Regions from separate parts of the Homo sapiens genome. Here region 1 is linked to region 2. Evidence: chromatin loops called from intact Hi-C (ENCODE). Cell type or tissue: GM12878. All regions are shown on one strand.

Region 1 (8,000 bases), 270 kb before region 2:
TTTAAGAGAGACTAAAAATTATGTTGCCCTTTAGGAGAGACTAAGTCAACAAGAGCAGATTTGTGCTGGCCTAAGGAATCTGTGAAGTCATAACTTTAATAAATTGGGAATAACTGATTTGTTAATACAATTTAAAAGTTATATACAAAAACACTTCCTAAAACTGGGCAAAAACAATCCTTTAAAAAATTGTACTTTCAGTAGCATGGAGAATCAGGTGTAATGGAATAAATATTTGAAGTTAGGACTACTGATTCCAAACCGAAAGCTACTATCTCACTCAATGGTTATGGGATCCTGGGCAAGAAATTTTTCTCTTTTTTTCTGAGACTCACTCTGTACTCTCTAAAATGGAAATAAAAAATATCTACGGGATTACTTTTAGCTCCAATAAGCTTGATGCAAGTGAAATTACTTTAATATTATAAAGTGCTAAGTCTCTGTATGTGGTTTATTTTTCTAATACAATCAAGTTATAACCCAACTGTAATTCCCTTCTCTAGGAGAGACATGTCCTGGCAGACAATTTCAGAAAGCTTTCCCATACCCTCATTCCAGCCAGTCAGCCTATTTGTTCACATACCCTAGTTAAGTTTTGTGCAAACCAGATGTATTGAACATCTCTAGTTTTTGTCTGCCTAGCATGCTTCTCTTCTCAGGCAACAGCCCCTACTCTCTTCAAAGGCCTTCTTCCTCACCAAGCAGGACAATGAAAATGCTATCTCCATAAAGACTCTGCTTCTTCAGTCACAGTGACTTGGCAAATGACCGGCATCTAATCCTAGCTGGACTAATCTCAGTAACTCAATCCTCTGGCCACATTCATCTGGGAGTTGGGCGGTGGGATAGGCATATATGAACCAGAGAGAACAAAGTTCTAGAGCAAGGGGAAAGCCTTTTCCTTTCTCCTGGTAACGAAAAAATGAGCCTAGAAGCGCTGCTAGCATCCATTGGTCTAGCTCCAAGAAGAAAGCAAGCGTGCAATGGCTGAAAATAAAACCTGCATTTAAAAAGAAACACAACTGAGAGACAGAGAGAGAGAGATATAGTTAGTTCCTGGCTTGAAATAACTGAAATGGCTTGACTTTATAAAAGCTTGACTTTACCATAGTTTGGTTTCTTGAGCCAACAACTTTCTTGTTCTTTATTTAAAACTGGGTTTATGTCACATGGGAGCCTAATGAGACTGACTAACACAACAGACTAGAAAAGTCATGAAGCTTGAAATGGGTACAACACCTACCAGCTGACCAGCCTTCAGAAGGACAGCCAATCCTAAGTGGGGAAGCTTTAATAGAAATTATTATTTCACTGGCCGGGCGCGGTGGCTCACGCCTGTAACCTCAGCACTTTGGGAGGCCTAGATGGGTGGATCACAGGGTCAGAAGTTTGAGACCACCCTGGCAAACATAGTGAAACCCCGTCTCTACTAAAAATACAAAAAATTAGCTGGGTGTGGTGGTGGGCGCCTGTAATCCCAACTACTTGGGAGGCTGAGGCAGGAGAATTGCTTGAACCCGGGAGGTAGAGGTTGCAGTGAGCCGAGATCGCACCATTGCGTTCCAGCCTGGGCAACAGTGCGGGACTCTGTCTCAAAAAAAATAAAAATAAAAATAAAAATAAAAATAAAAATATATATATAATTATTTCACTAAAACAATGATTAGATTATTAGTAGATTCTACTAATCTTAACCCTTTCCCTTTGTTATCCCCAAACTACAGAGGGGGAACAGTTGTCACATAAGGTGTTTTATGTGTACTCACAATATTTCTCCCTAAGAAAAATAAGCCTTTGGGATTACAATTCAACTTGATTTTCCCTCCTTGAAAAGTTAAATCTACATATGGCCAGATTAAATATTTAATAGATGATCCCAAATGTATTTGCTTCTGGGACATTTCAACCCTTTTAGTATCTTCACACAGTTACAGTTAGAATAGACTACATTTTTGTGATAGAGAAAAATACAAAATAAGACAGGCTTATCTTGGATCAAAACTGAGATGGTGTATTTACGTATCAGGAGGAACATCCTGTTCTCTTTAAGGTATTCAGTTGATAGGAAAGTCCATGCCGTGGACCTCCAGGACTAATAAGCATCAGTTTTTCTCATTAGCAAAATAAAACAAAGAAAGAAGCCTCCCTTGACCTGTATTCCCCTTTGCTAATATTCCTCTCCTTTCATCACCAGTCAATTTTCTTGAAAGCAAGGGTACAGACTCTGTTTCCCTTCCTCATCTTCCCATCCACTCCCTGTAAACTAACTCCTGCCCCCACCATTCCACTGAAATTACTCTCACTAGATTAATAACCCTTCCTTTGCCCAAACTAATAGACATTCTTAGGTCCTGTTTTTATTTAATCTTGTGGTTTCTTACACTTTGCTCCTCCCGTCCTGTAACTTTCTCCTCTACTGGCTCCCATGGCACCCTGATCTGGTCATTCTCCTGAAGGCTCACTCCTGTCTCACGGTCCTCTGTTAGGCATTGTATTTTTCAGGCCATCTTTCAACTGCTGATGTTCCTTGGAGTTCAGTCCTTGCCTTTCTTATGACTATCGTCTATGTCCCTGGGCAATTTCATCCATTTTAAAACTATCATATTATGTATTTATGATCCTAAATCTTTATCTCTAACGCTGATATATTTCCAGGCCTTCAATCCTTTAATCCCAATGCCCATCTCCACCAGGCCCACCTGGCAAACCTCTATTCAAAACTCTCTTCAGAAATCATCACTTCTTTGAAGGCTTTCCTAACCCAACATAAGAGTTAATCACCCCCTTGTACATAAAATATCTATAACTCTTATGTAATCCTAATGATTTATCCCTCACATGAACAACCTTTCAACTTAGAGGCTCTGGGAAGACAAGAACCATGTCTCAGTCATCTTTATAGTCCTACACTATACTGAGCTTGGCATACACAATCAGTTTTCAAAAAATGAAAGTAAGTTAAATACATAATGCAGGACACAGCAAGAATTTGCAAAAGAAGCTATGCTACTAACCACCTTGGTCTCCCTGCCCCCTCTCCCATTTAATCTTCCTAAAATTTGGCTTTGGTGGGTCAGTTGAGCTTAGCAGTTAAGGTCCTCGACATTTCAGAGCCGAGCATCCTTTCCAACTTTATTTCCAACTACAAGGTTTCTAGTATGCAGTCTACAGACAGACTGTTCATTGCTACCCAAACAAATCTTGTTTTTTTCTTCTCTAAATCTTTGTTAAGCTACCATTTAGGGTTCTTTGGCTGAATGCGACAGAAGTGATTCTGGCTAAACTAATTCAAAAAAGATAATTTGTTAGAATAATGTGGGGTGGCTCATAGGATCAATGGACAAAAATGAGCCACCCAGCTTGGGAAAGACAAGTATGAGGAGTAGCTCAGGATACCAAGGAAATAGGAACTTACAGTCTCTGCTAAAGCAAAGTCTTGAGCGGCTCTAACTATTCTCTTTCCTTGGTTCATTCTGATCAAATTCCTGGCAAAAATTCTATAAATGTCCTTGCTTAGGTAATATGTTCACCTCTTGACCTACAGAGGGCAGGGCAGCCTGTCAGTTCTATCAAGACTGGAATAAGGGGGTTTAAGTAGTTCCTCAATAGGAAATTGAGTAGATAGAATGAAAGCTGCTGGGTGCAACAGATGCCCACTGCATCCATTTATTGCAACCTCTTATAATATAGTCTTTGCTTGTTTCTGTCTGTCCAAACCCCACCTATCCTTCTAGGCGAGGTCCTGAGACATACCTCATTTCCTTTGAATTCCTAGAGTTCTATGCTCGGCTCTAGGGGGTACAACGGTCATTAAAAATTAGGTTCTACAGTTTCCTCTTTTTTTTTTTTTTTTTTTTGAGATGGACTCTCACTTTGTCACCCAGCCTGGAGTGCAGTGGTGCAATCTTGGCTCACGGCAACCTCCACCTCCCAGGTTCAAGTGGTTCTCCTGCTGCAGCCTCCCGAGTAGCTAGGACTACAGGCATGCGCCACCACACACAGCTAATTTTTGTATTATATTAGTAGAATGAGGTTTCACCATGTTGGTCAGGGTCATCTCAAACTCCTGACCTCAAGTGATCCACCTGCCTCGGCCTCCCAAAGTGCTGGGATTACAGGTGTGAGCCACTGCACCTGGCCTGCAGTTTCCTCTTCAGGCTCATTGCCGGCTCCTTGAAGGCAGAGACTACTCTTGACAAATCGTGTCCAAACTCTGTATTTAGCATAGAGAGCTGTACATGGTAGGGGCCACTAAGTGCTTACAGAATAAATGAGTCAGTCTTAGCACGCAGCAACATACTTATTACTCACAGAGAAACTGAGGGGGAAAAACAGCTCATTTTAGTGAGGACTGGGGCAAATCTTCCCATTTGAAATGACAAATTTCCCTTCACGAAAAAAATAATTAAATTGGAATAGAGGTGGAGTTAACACAATTAGATCATTTTCTTTTCATAAAATTCATTTTGTGATGGTGCTGTCAGAAATAATGATGGAACTGAGACATTCTTTGATTGGTCCTTATAGTGTTCCTCATGTTTTTAAGAAGGCAAATCTCAAAAGTGATGATTTAGGGGTAAAGTATGAGGAAGGAAGGAAGGAAGGAAGGAAGGGAGGAAGGGAGGGAGGGGAGAAGGAGGGAAGGAACAAAGGAAGGAGGGAAAGAACAAAGCAAGGTGAGAAGGAGGGCGGGAGGAAGGGAGGGAGCAGAGAAGGAAGGAAGGAAGGAAAGGGAAGTGAAGGGAAGGAACAAAGGAAGGAAAGGAACAAAGGAAGGAGAGAAGGAGGGAGGGAGGGAGGAAGGAAGGAGGGAAGGAGGGAAGGAGGGAAGGAGGGAAGGAGGGAAGAAGGGAAGGGGGAAGGGGGGAAGGGGGAAAGGGGGGAAGGAGGGAAGGAGGGAAGAAGGGAAGAAGGGAAGGGGGAAGGGGGAAGGGGGAAGGGGGGAAGGAGGGAAGGAGGAGCGGAGGGGAGTGGAGGAGGGGAGGGGAGGGGGAGGGGAGGGGAGGAGGGGAGGGGAGGGGAGGGGAGGGGAGGGGAGGAGGGGAGGGGAGGTGAGGGGAGGGGGGAGGGGAGGGGAGGGGGGAGGTGAGGGGAGGAGGGGAGGGGAGGAGGGGAGGAGGGAAGGGGAGGGAACTGAACTAGATGACCTTGGAAATACCTACCAACACGAAGTTTTGGTAACCTGGCAACATTTACATGTAATTCCCAAAAGAGATTCATTCTGCCCACCCCAAATGACATCCCCTTTCAAACAACATGTACCTAGGATTCAGACCTTTGTAACTAAGGGCTATCATTAATGTACATGGTGCTCTGTGTTTAACATTGTTATAGTCAATCCTTAAAACAACCTTTTTGAGGTATTATTACTATCCCTTTCTCAAGCCATTAAATAAGATCAGAGATACTAAATTATTTCCTGAAAGTTCAACAACTAATAAATAGCAGAGTTGGAACTCTAATGGGGTGGGTCTGTTGTCCTGAACTGAGCTCGTAACTGCTATATGTATTATATAAAATATACTATTTAATATATAAACAGTCTCCCACTTTTTTTTTTTTTTTTGGTCTATAAGCTTGATAAGTGCTGATGTACATACACATAAGTCTTAGCATAGTATGTATGATCTTTTCTTTCCTACTCAATACATTTTTAATTAGTTTTCTTTTTCATTTAGAGACAAGATCTCGCTCTGTCACCCAGGCTAGAGTGCAGTGGCATGATCATAGCTCACTGTAACCTCAAACTCCTGGGTTCAAGGTGTCCTCCCATCTCAGCCTCCTGAGTAGCTGGGATGACAGGTGCGTGCCACTATGCCCAGCTAGTTTTAAATTCAATTTTATTTTGTAGAGATGGGGCTTCACTATGTTGCCCAGGCTGATCTTGAGCTCCTGGGCTCAAGTGATCCTCCCATCTTGGCCTCTCATTTCCTACTCAATAGAAGTTCTTAGTGCTGACGTACAAACAAGTCTTTGCATAGTATAATTCTTGATATTTACAGAAGTGCTTAATCAGCACAGAACACCCTCATTAAAGTGTCAAGGCTCACTTGAATTCAGTTACTTGTACCTGTCTTTGTGCAATGTAGATATGTTAAAATAAAACTAGCAGCAGAAATTATGTATGTACTTAGAAATGTAGGGTCAAACCACTAAGAGAGGAACAGATAATTTTTAAATGGGTATATTACTGATGCTACCCTGTGTAACATGGTATAGAATGGTCAGTGTTGAAATAAAGCAATTACAGAATGATCCATCTGATAATGGATTAGAGCTGGAGATACTAGTATGAACTTGTGTTTAACATACTATATATACAAATGATTACATATGCAAATGCTTGTAGATATGTTCATATACATGGCTTAGTATATACATGTGAATTTCCTTGCTTTGTCAGCTGAGAGGTTCCAGAGGCAACAACACCCCGGGAGTAATGTGCACACCTACTGTCCAGATCTTGGTTTCTAATACCCTTCTTTAATTAAAGGAAACAGGATTCCTCAGAGAAAGGGCTGATTCTAGCACTGAAACAGGAAATAGAGAAGATGATCCTGGAGTATCTTATACTATCAGAAAGCAATATAGTCCTTAAAAAAAAGAAAAGAAAAAAGCCAAAATGATGGGGGTATACCAAAAGGACACAGAAGCCAAATTAAAAAAAAGGCTCCCAATGGTCAACGCTAAAACAATTTGAGCAACATGAAAATAAAGTAGTATTGGAATATAACACAAAGGATAAAATAGGTATCTATGAGTCCATACTGATGTAAATGACTGAATAAGTAAATAAATGAATAGATAAATCTCTCTTACATAAAAGAATTACAAATAATTCACGTAATTACTTGGCTTCAAGGAGGTAGAGTGTAACTCTCCACTCCTTAAGTATAGGCTATGCATATATGATTTTCTTCCAAATAGTATGGAAAAGGGAGGGAAACAGTAACTTTACAGTGGAGAAACCTGGCAAACACTACCTCAGCCACGTGATAAAGGTTAACATCAGTAGTGATAAGTCATGTTGACAGTATGTATTCTTGGTATGTGGTGAAAATGATGCTTTACTTCTGTGGTCCTCCTCCCCAAAACCCAGAACTCCAATCTAATCATGAGAAAAACATTGAGCAAATCCCAGTTGAGGGAACCTTCTAGAAAATATCTGACCAGTACTCTTCTAAACTGTAAAGTCATCAGAAACAAGGACAGTTTGAGAAACTGTCATAGCCATGAGGGGCCTAAAAATCCATGAGTACTAAATGTTTTACAGTGTCCCAGATTGGATCCTGGAATAGTTAAAGGACATTAGGTAAAAAGAACAAACAGAACAAAACGAAATCTGAATAAAGTATGACCTTTAGTTAATAATAATGTATCAATATGGGCTCACTAGCTGTAACAAATGTACCATATTAACATGATGTTAATCACAGAGAAAACTGGGCATGGGGTATATGGGATTCTCCGTACTATCTTTGTGATTTTTCTGTAAATTTCAGACTGTTCTAAAATAAAAAGTTTATTTAAAAAAAAAAAACAAAAACAAAAGACTGAAGCCATTACTTAGGTTGACTAAATTGACCAATATATAGACAACATACAGATATATAGATCTATAGATGCATACACACACACAATTGTTTATATGAATGTATATTATTCAAAGATGAATACAACCCCATAAAAGCTTAATTTTTTTTTTTTTTTTTGAGACAGAGTCTCACTGTGTCACTAGGCTGGAGTGCAGTGGCGCAATCTTGGCTCACTGCAACCTCTGACTCCCTGGTTCAAGTAATTCTCCTGCCTCAGCCTCCTGAGTAGCTAGGATTAGAGGCACGTGCCACTACACCCAGCTAATTTTTGTATTTCTAGTAGAGACGGGGTTTCTCCATGTTGGCCAGGATGGTCTCGATTTCCTGAGCTCGTGATCTGCCCGCCTTGGCCTCCCAAAGTGCTGAGATTACAGTGTGAGCCACCGCGCCCGGCCCTAAATGCTT
Region 2 (8,000 bases):
ATTGACCCTTTTATCATTATAAAATGATCCTCTATATTTCTGATAATATTCTTTGTATTGAAATTATATGATATTAATATACCCACCTATATTTCTTTTGATTAGCATTAGTATAGCATACTGTTTTCTAACCTTTTACTTTTACTTGTCTTAATATTTAAAGTGAGTTTTTAAATAGGTGGCATATCATTGGATCTTCATTTTTTTTCCAGTCTGACAATATCTGCCTTTTAATTAGGGTGATTACTTATATGAGCTTAAATCTATCATCTTGCCATGTATTTTCTCTTTATTCTATCTATTCTTTCTTTTCTCCCCCATCATTTACTGCCTTCTTTTGAATTCATTAAACATCTTAAAAATTCGACTTAAGCTTCTTTGTTGATGTGTTAACAATAACTCTTAGTTTTGCTTTCATAGTAGTTGCTTTAGGAGTTAAAGTATACATTTTTAACTTATTACAGTTTACCTTCAAGTATATTATACTGCTTGGTGCGTAAGATAAGAATCTTACAACAGAATACTTCTCCCTTCCTGGACTTTGTGCTGTTGTCATCATACATTTTATTTGTACATGTTATAAACCCCACAAAATATTGTTTTTGTTTGTGCATTAAGCAATCATGTTTTAAAAGAGTTTTAATGGCTGACATGGTGGCTCACTCTTATAATCCCAGCACTTTGGGAGGTCGAGGCAGGCGCATCACTTGAGGTCAGGAGATCGAGACCGGCCTGGGCAATATGGTGAAACCCCAACTCTACTAAACATACAGAAAAAAATTAGCTGGGCGTTGTGGCGGGTGCCTGTAATCCCAGCTACTCGGGAGGCTGAGGCATGAAAATTGCTTGAACCTGTGAGGAGGAGGTTTCAGTGAGCTGAGATCACGCCACTGCACCACTGCACTCCAGCCTGGGTGACAGAGCGAGATTCCATCTCAAAAATAAAATAAAATAAATTAAAATAAAAGGGTTTAAAAAATAAGAAAAATTATTTACCTACGTATTTGTGGTTTCTTAAGCTCTTAATTCCTTTGCATAGATTCAGAATTCCATCTGACAGCATTTTTTTTTTGCCTGAAAGACTTTCTTTAACATTGCTTATAGAACGGTCCTGCTGGTGATGAATTCTTTTGGCAATTCGATGTCAAAATATGTTTTTATTTTATTTTTTTGATATATATAAAAATATATAAAATGTACATACCATATATTAATATAAAAAGAACTCTTGATTGATAGGTTCTTCATTCAGTACTTCAGATGCTGCTCCACCATCTTCTGGTTTGCATTTTTCTGATGTGAAATCTGCTGTCATTCTTATCTTTGTTCCTCTGTACAGTAATGTCTTTTTTTTTCTCTCTGATAGCTTTTAAGATTTTCTCTTTATCAGTGGCTTTAGGCATTTTGATTGTGATGTTTCTTGGTATGGTTTTCTTCATGTTTCTACTGAGTTTGTTGAGCTTTTTGGGTTTATAAGTTTATAGTTTTGGTCAAATTTGGAAAGTTTTCATCAATTATTCTTTCAAATGCTTTTTTCTGTCCTCCCTAATCTATTCTCACCTCATATTTCTCATTTTCTTCAGGGACTACAATTGCATGTATACTAGGCTCACTGATACTCTACTTTTACTTTCAGTATTTTTCTTCCCTTAGTGTTTCATTTTGGATAGTTTCTATCACAATGCTTTCAAGTTTTTTTTTGTTTGTTTGTTTTTGTTTTTGAGACAGAGTCTCGCTCTGTCACCCAAGCTGGAGTGCAGTGGCACAATCTTGGCTCACTGCAAGCTCTGCCTCCTGGGTTCACGCCATTCTCCTGCCTCAGCCTCCCGTCAGGTTTTTTACTGTTTCTTTTTTAGTAATGTCTAACCTATTAATCCTGTGTGTGTGTGTGTGTGTGTGTGTGTGTGTGTGTGTGTGTGTGTCTGTGTGTGTGTGTTAGGGTGTTAAAAATCTTAGATGTGGTTTTATTATCTCCTAGATGTTTGGTTTGTGTCTTTTTTTTTTTTAAAGATTTTTCACATCTCTACTTCCCATGCTCAGTTTATTTTTTCTACTTGTTGAAAACATTGAATACAGTCATAATTACTTTCTTAATGTCCTTGTTCTCTTATTTTATCATCTCTGTCATTTCTGGGATGATTTCAATTGGTTGATTTTTTTTTCTCATTTCCTGCTTCTTTTCGCATGCCTGATAATTCTGTTTGGATTCCAGATGTTGCAAATTTTACCTTGTTAGGTGTTGGTTATTTTTAATTTCCTGTAAATATTCTTGTGCTTTGCTCTGGGACACTTTGTTCTCAAAAACGGTTTAATCCTTTGGTGGCTGGCTTTTAAGATTTCTAAGATAGAATCAGAGTAGCTTTTACATTAGAGCTAATTTTGCCCCACTACTGAAGCAAAACCATTTGAGTTGTGAATTATGAGGTTTTCCAGTCGGGGTGCCAGGATCAGGCACTATTTCTGGTCCTGTATAATCACTGGGTATCTTTCTACTCTGCCTTGTGGGAGCAGAATTAATTTCCTACCCTGTGCAAACTTTAGTAATTGCTCTCTCTTTTCTTCATACATGATTATTTCCTGCCCTTAGGTAGCTTCCTCACACACATGCTCTAATCAGCGGAAGACTGGAGTGAGATCTGTTGTAGATCTCCACAGCTCCTTCTTTCTCTGTGTAGCTTTCTCCTTTCTGATATACAACTCACAGTTCCAGCTGCTTTGGCCTCCCTGCTCTCCCAGTTCTATCTCTTCAACTCAGGGAGTCTGCCTAGCTCTTTTTGGCTGCTCCCTCTAGTTAGTAAATCAAGGCAATCATAGGGCTCACCTCATTTGTTTTCCCTCCTCAAGGACCACTGTCCAGCACAACGTTTAAAAGCCATTGTCTTATAAATGCCTGTTTGTTTTTGTTTTTAGTTGTTTTAGGCAGGAGAGTAAATTCAGTCCTGTTGCTCCATCTTAGCTGGCTAGACTGGATTGCTATAAATTTTAAACTATCTAAATAGTTGCATATATTTAGGGGGTACAAATCGATGTTATGACTTATGAATACAATGTGGAATAACTGAATCAAGCTAATTGACATATCCACCTCAAATACTTCTCAGTTTTCATGGTGAGAACTTTTGAAATGTACTCTTAGCGATTTTGAACTGTATAATACATTATTATTTACTATATTCACCATGCTGTGTAACATATAGTCCGAAGGGGGAAAAAAGCCCTTATTTCTCCTAACTGAGGCTTTTTATACTACAAGCCTTATTTGCTTCTTTTCATATCTCATTTTCCTCCTTAAAGGAAAAGGCACTCAGCCACTTTGGTAGAAATTACACAACATGGCCATTTGCAATCCCTGCCTCTCCCATTCGTAGTAAATCCTACATAGTCTTACAGATCTCATAAAAAGTCAGACCACACACATAACCTGATAGCCCACGCGCACATTCCCAACAGAGCCTGGAAGAGGGACAAGCTCCCGGATAAGCTGAATTTACACAAAGCAGAATGAGGTACCCACACACACTCACACACGCATGGCCTAGGCAGGGTAACCATCTGTCCAGGCGCTCACACACTATCTTTAGCCACACACAGGCACGCACACTCGAGTACACACATTACACCCTCGGATCCGCTCACGCTCCCTGAGGCTCGCAGGCCGGGCCCCGCCCCCGGCGCTGGCTAGCCGGCGGCCCCGCGTCAATGCCACGCGCCGGTTGCGTCATCAGGGTGCGCCACTGCAGCTGGCATTGGCCGGGACTGGAAGTGCGGGCTTCTGCAGCAGCCGAAGCTGGAGCTGCTAGGGTGCGAACTGCCAGGGCAGGTGTGGGCTGCGGGAGGCTACTCGGGCCGGGAGCGCCGGGACAAGTGCATGGAGGTGGTGCGACTCCTGCAAGTTGCTGGGGCAGTCGTGTCCCCTATTCCCTGACACCCGAGCTCCGGTCTTCTCCCTGAGAAATCGGTCGGGCTCGTGCAGGGGTGGGGATCAGGATTCATCTCTCCTGGGGAGACTGCGCTGGGGCATGGGTTCCCCTGGGTTGGAAGGAGTCCTTATGGACTCAGTCCCCTAAGTATCTGCACGCGCGGAGGCGCCGCCAGCCAGCCCGCCTGGGTCCCTAGGGAACATTGAGGCAGTAAGGGGTACTCTGAGAGCAGCCGGTATGCTGGAGATAATTAATGACAGCGTTACCATTGATTGGACTGAGCGCTCACTGTGTGTTACACACTGTGGTAGACCCTTTGTTTATATTATTCCGTCCTCTCAACAATCCAGGAGGTTAAGAGCTATCATTCTGCCCATTTTCCAGATGGGAAAACTAAGGCATAGAAGTTAACCAACTTATGGTAATAAAAAATCACACAGATGGTAAGCAGTGGAAGATTTAAACCTCACAGCTGGTCTTCCAGCCTCTGTCCTTTTCAGATCCTCTAGTCAGCTTCTCTCAGCGCATGCTGCTGGCTGGTGCCTCTGGGATATTGCTTCTTTATTACTCCTTGACCTAGAGCGAACTGTGCGGAGGGAGGAAGTGCAAAACGTGGACCTCCTGTTGGCACAAACGAGCCTCTTTGTCCTCTCCTCATCCTCTCTTCACTTCATTTTCTCAGGCAGCAGCGGCTCCCCTGTTGTATGGACATTCTGCACCCGAAACTGATAGCTGAGTCCTGAAGTTTTATGTTATGAAACAGAAGAACTTTCATCCCAGGTGCATTGGTTTATTCTCTCCCCTAGCCTGTTATGTTAGATTGTACTTATGTTAAATTTTTAAGGACATAGGTGGTTATGCCGAGAATAACAGTGACTGTAGCCAACCCATGTGGGGATTGTAAAGAAATTGGAATATGCCTTCCAAAGGAACACTGTTAATCTAGACATGACCTTTCAGGATTTTAAAGGAATAATTTTAGGCCAGGTGAGAAACAGCCAAAAGCAAAAATAATGTGAGGCTAGAGATTATGTTTGAAAGTTTTTATATTTTGGATTAATATCTATTCTAGGAGTTTACTCTTAGTGAATCTTTTTCCTTAGGGTAGAAAAAAGCTTATCGAAAAGGATGAAAACTTATACATCAGATATTTCAAAATAGTGTGCTTTTCTTTCAGAGCTTTGTAGCTTTGTATTACCTTTGTATTAAAAGTGAAAATGTTCTTTTAGGACATCACAAGAAAATTAAGATCTTAATTTAAGTACGGGAACTTAAGGGGTGCCCTAATTGCCTTAATTAAATAAACATGCCTTCCTTCTGCCAGGAACTATTCAATTAACAAAAATGAAATAAGAATAAGCTCTTATTTTCATTTGCAAATGACTATTCATAGCTATTTTGTTTGGATACAATTCATAGCTATTTTGTTTGGATACTATTTTGTTTGCATACTATGTTTTGTTTGGATACTATTCATAGCTATTTTGTGTGGATACAAAGGATACAATGTTGTATCCTTATATATTCAGGAAGTCTTAGAATACAAATGCTGATTTTTTTTTTTTCTAGTCAGGGAAGCCTAACTGTGTTCATATAAACACATCAAAGTCAGTTTTTACCTTGTGACTCAACATGGTAGAAGTCTGTCAGTTCATGTGATATCCCATTGTGGAGCAAAGTAATGTAGAAATCAGAATTTTGAGTTCTAGTATTTACTCTCTCGATTCCTTGTTAATTTAAATGGTACCTATTTTTTATAGCACATGATTTGGGAATTACACTTTGTGACATGGATGAATCTGCACTGACCCTTGGTACAATAGATGTTTCTTATCTGCCACATTCATCAGAATACAGTGTTGGTCGATGTAAGCACACAAGTGAGGAATGGGTAAGTTTAGGATAAGAGTTAAAAGCACTCAGCCTAAAAATGTTCATTTCAATGATGTTTATGAAGGTGCAAATACTGGCAGCAACATAATATCACATCAAGATTAATAGCTACAGAAACTGGTATGTTTATGAAGCCTAATAAAAAATTTTATGGCATTATATTGGGAAGAAAAAATGGTTAGAAAATTTATGTACACTGATTATGTTAGAAAACAAAATAATCATTTTGCATAGGAAAAAAACCCTAGTAGTAGTTTTGGGTCGGTAAGAAATTTTTTTTTCTTTCTTTCTCTTGGTATGTACTTTCCATGAGTTATACTTGAAAAGCATGAATTTTATAATAGAAGTAAACTTTAAAAAATTAGGAACTTATAGTATGAATTCAATCCAAAAGGCGTACATTTTCTTGGATTGTTTTTCCTATTTCAATATAACATGACGTATTTTAAATATCTTAATTGTCTTTATATAAAAAATGGTGGGGTTTTTTTTTTTGCTTAATTTTGAGAATGTTATATCTGTATAACAGAGATGTGAGCAACTGAGCTCAAAGTTAAGCATTTTTAGAATAGAAGAGCAAGGTTTGACCCTAATTGAATAGTATAGCTATAATTTAAGTTCTGGTCTTTAAGTTCCCTTGATAAGATAAAGGAATGTTATATAAGTTTACCTGTTTTTTATTTAAAGTAAAATTATAAAAACTTGCTCACTATGTAAGGCCTTTATAGTTCTGTAGTGCGACTGTGTGATTTAAAAGGGGGTAAGGTTAATTGTTAGACTAGAGATCCAGGAGTCTGAATTGATTTATCTAGCTGTCAGAAGTCTGTTTGACCTTCTACAATTTAGTTTTTAAATTTTTGAATACTGCCTTCAGTGTGTAGCTATTACTATCCTTGGGTGCTCAGCTTTTGCTTATGTGGTAAGCTTTTATCCAAGTGTTGATCATGGAGGGAGTACTTAAATGAAAATCACCCAGAATATGCCATAAGTTTTTCTTCTGTTCAAAATACTTTAGATTTTGAGATCAAGTAGACAAGTATTCTCTTGCCATTTAGAAACTATATTTTTTTCTTAATATTTGTCAGGGTGAGTGTGGCTTTAGACCCACCATCTTCAGATCTGCAACTTTAAAATGGAAAGAAAGCCTAATGAGTCGGAAAAGGCCATTTGTTGGAAGATGTTGTTACTCCTGCACTCCCCAGAGCTGGGTAAGAACCTTACTGCTTATTGACCCTAATACTCAGCATAAAATATTATTTCCAACTTTGTAGTAGGCAGTCTTATTGGACTAAATTCACTTTCAGAACAGAGACCCATGTTTATGAACCAAATATTTCAAGTAAAGATGTTGACACACTTTTTCTTTCCATTTATTTATTCAGTAAATATTGGTCCCATAATTGATACTAGGTAACATTCTAGTTCTTTTGAGGTTTTAGTAGGATTTTAAGGGGGAGAGTAGATCTTACTTTTGGTTAAGTCTTCAAAGGAGTTAGTGGGAACCTTCATGAACTTTTAGGTGTTGAACTTTAGCACTTAACATTAAAATTCTAGCAAGATAAGAAAGAGATAATGGGACAGAATAAGAAGTTAAAGCTGTGACTTTGCTCTGAGCCTTTGCTAATGGAAGGTGTCTGTTGACTTTGTGATAGTGAAAGATTGTCACTAAAATGTTAGAATGAAGATTTAAGAGAGTGTATATGGGTTTGTTGTTTGTATTTTGGTGAAAAAACACAAGCCATGCAATATCTTTTGCATTACAGTGCAGTCTTTGAGAAGAGCCAAGTGGGTGAGAGGTATATTTTCGGTGGTAGTTGAAGAGAAGGACAAATTAGCACAGGAACAAGAACTTCACGTAGTTGTGTTTGAAGGCAGTAGAATTGCCTTTTAAAAGTCATATCTGGATGTTAAGCTCTCTCTGGGATCCAGTTATTAGGATGAAGAAATTCTGCCGTTTAAGTGCCTGCCATTTATAGAGGTTGCTTGTAACTTGTGTGGCTAGGTAATTGTGCTGTGTGAATTTTCTACTCAAGGTTGGTTTGGCAGAAAGTAGAATTCTGAGTCTGGTATAAAGGGGTTTACTAACATGGGAGAGATTTGTGTGGAACCCAAGCAGTTTATGTTAAATGTTCAGATCTGCTGAAGAATGTCTTGTTATAAATATTGCTTCTTTTAAACCACAACTAC

What was found. A loop is a pair of places that touch in the nucleus more often than their neighbours do. Peaks named below come from ENCODE experiments on the same cell type or tissue, not always from the same donor. Only the 100,000 strongest peaks of a DNase experiment are listed, where the experiment ranks them.
Region 1: it touches region 2 in a loop (2.0-fold over the local background); 35 of 110 quality-filtered maps call a loop at or near these places.

The regions. Positions count from the first base shown.
Region 1 is chr10:112,452,279-112,460,278 of GRCh38, reverse strand. The region is part of intron 1 of VTI1A (vesicle transport through interaction with t-SNAREs 1A); the gene reads right to left. Among named protein-coding and RNA genes, the nearest start is that of VTI1A, 9.1 kb to the right of the region's middle. In GM12878, a CTCF peak has its summit at 3,539 (motif pointing right); no DNase peak of the experiment used is centred here.
Region 2 is chr10:112,179,494-112,187,493 of GRCh38, reverse strand. GPAM (glycerol-3-phosphate acyltransferase, mitochondrial) reads left to right here and starts at 3,729. Exons shown (of 22, transcript NM_001244949.2): 1 at 3,729-3,801; 2 at 4,603-4,700; 3 at 5,681-5,811; 4 at 6,899-7,021. The coding sequence starts at 5,710. RefSeq lists a silencer at 3,582-3,811. In GM12878, no CTCF peak of the experiment used is centred here; a DNase peak (open chromatin) is centred at 3,693; H3K4me3 peaks cover 2,130 bases; H3K27ac peaks cover 1,383 bases.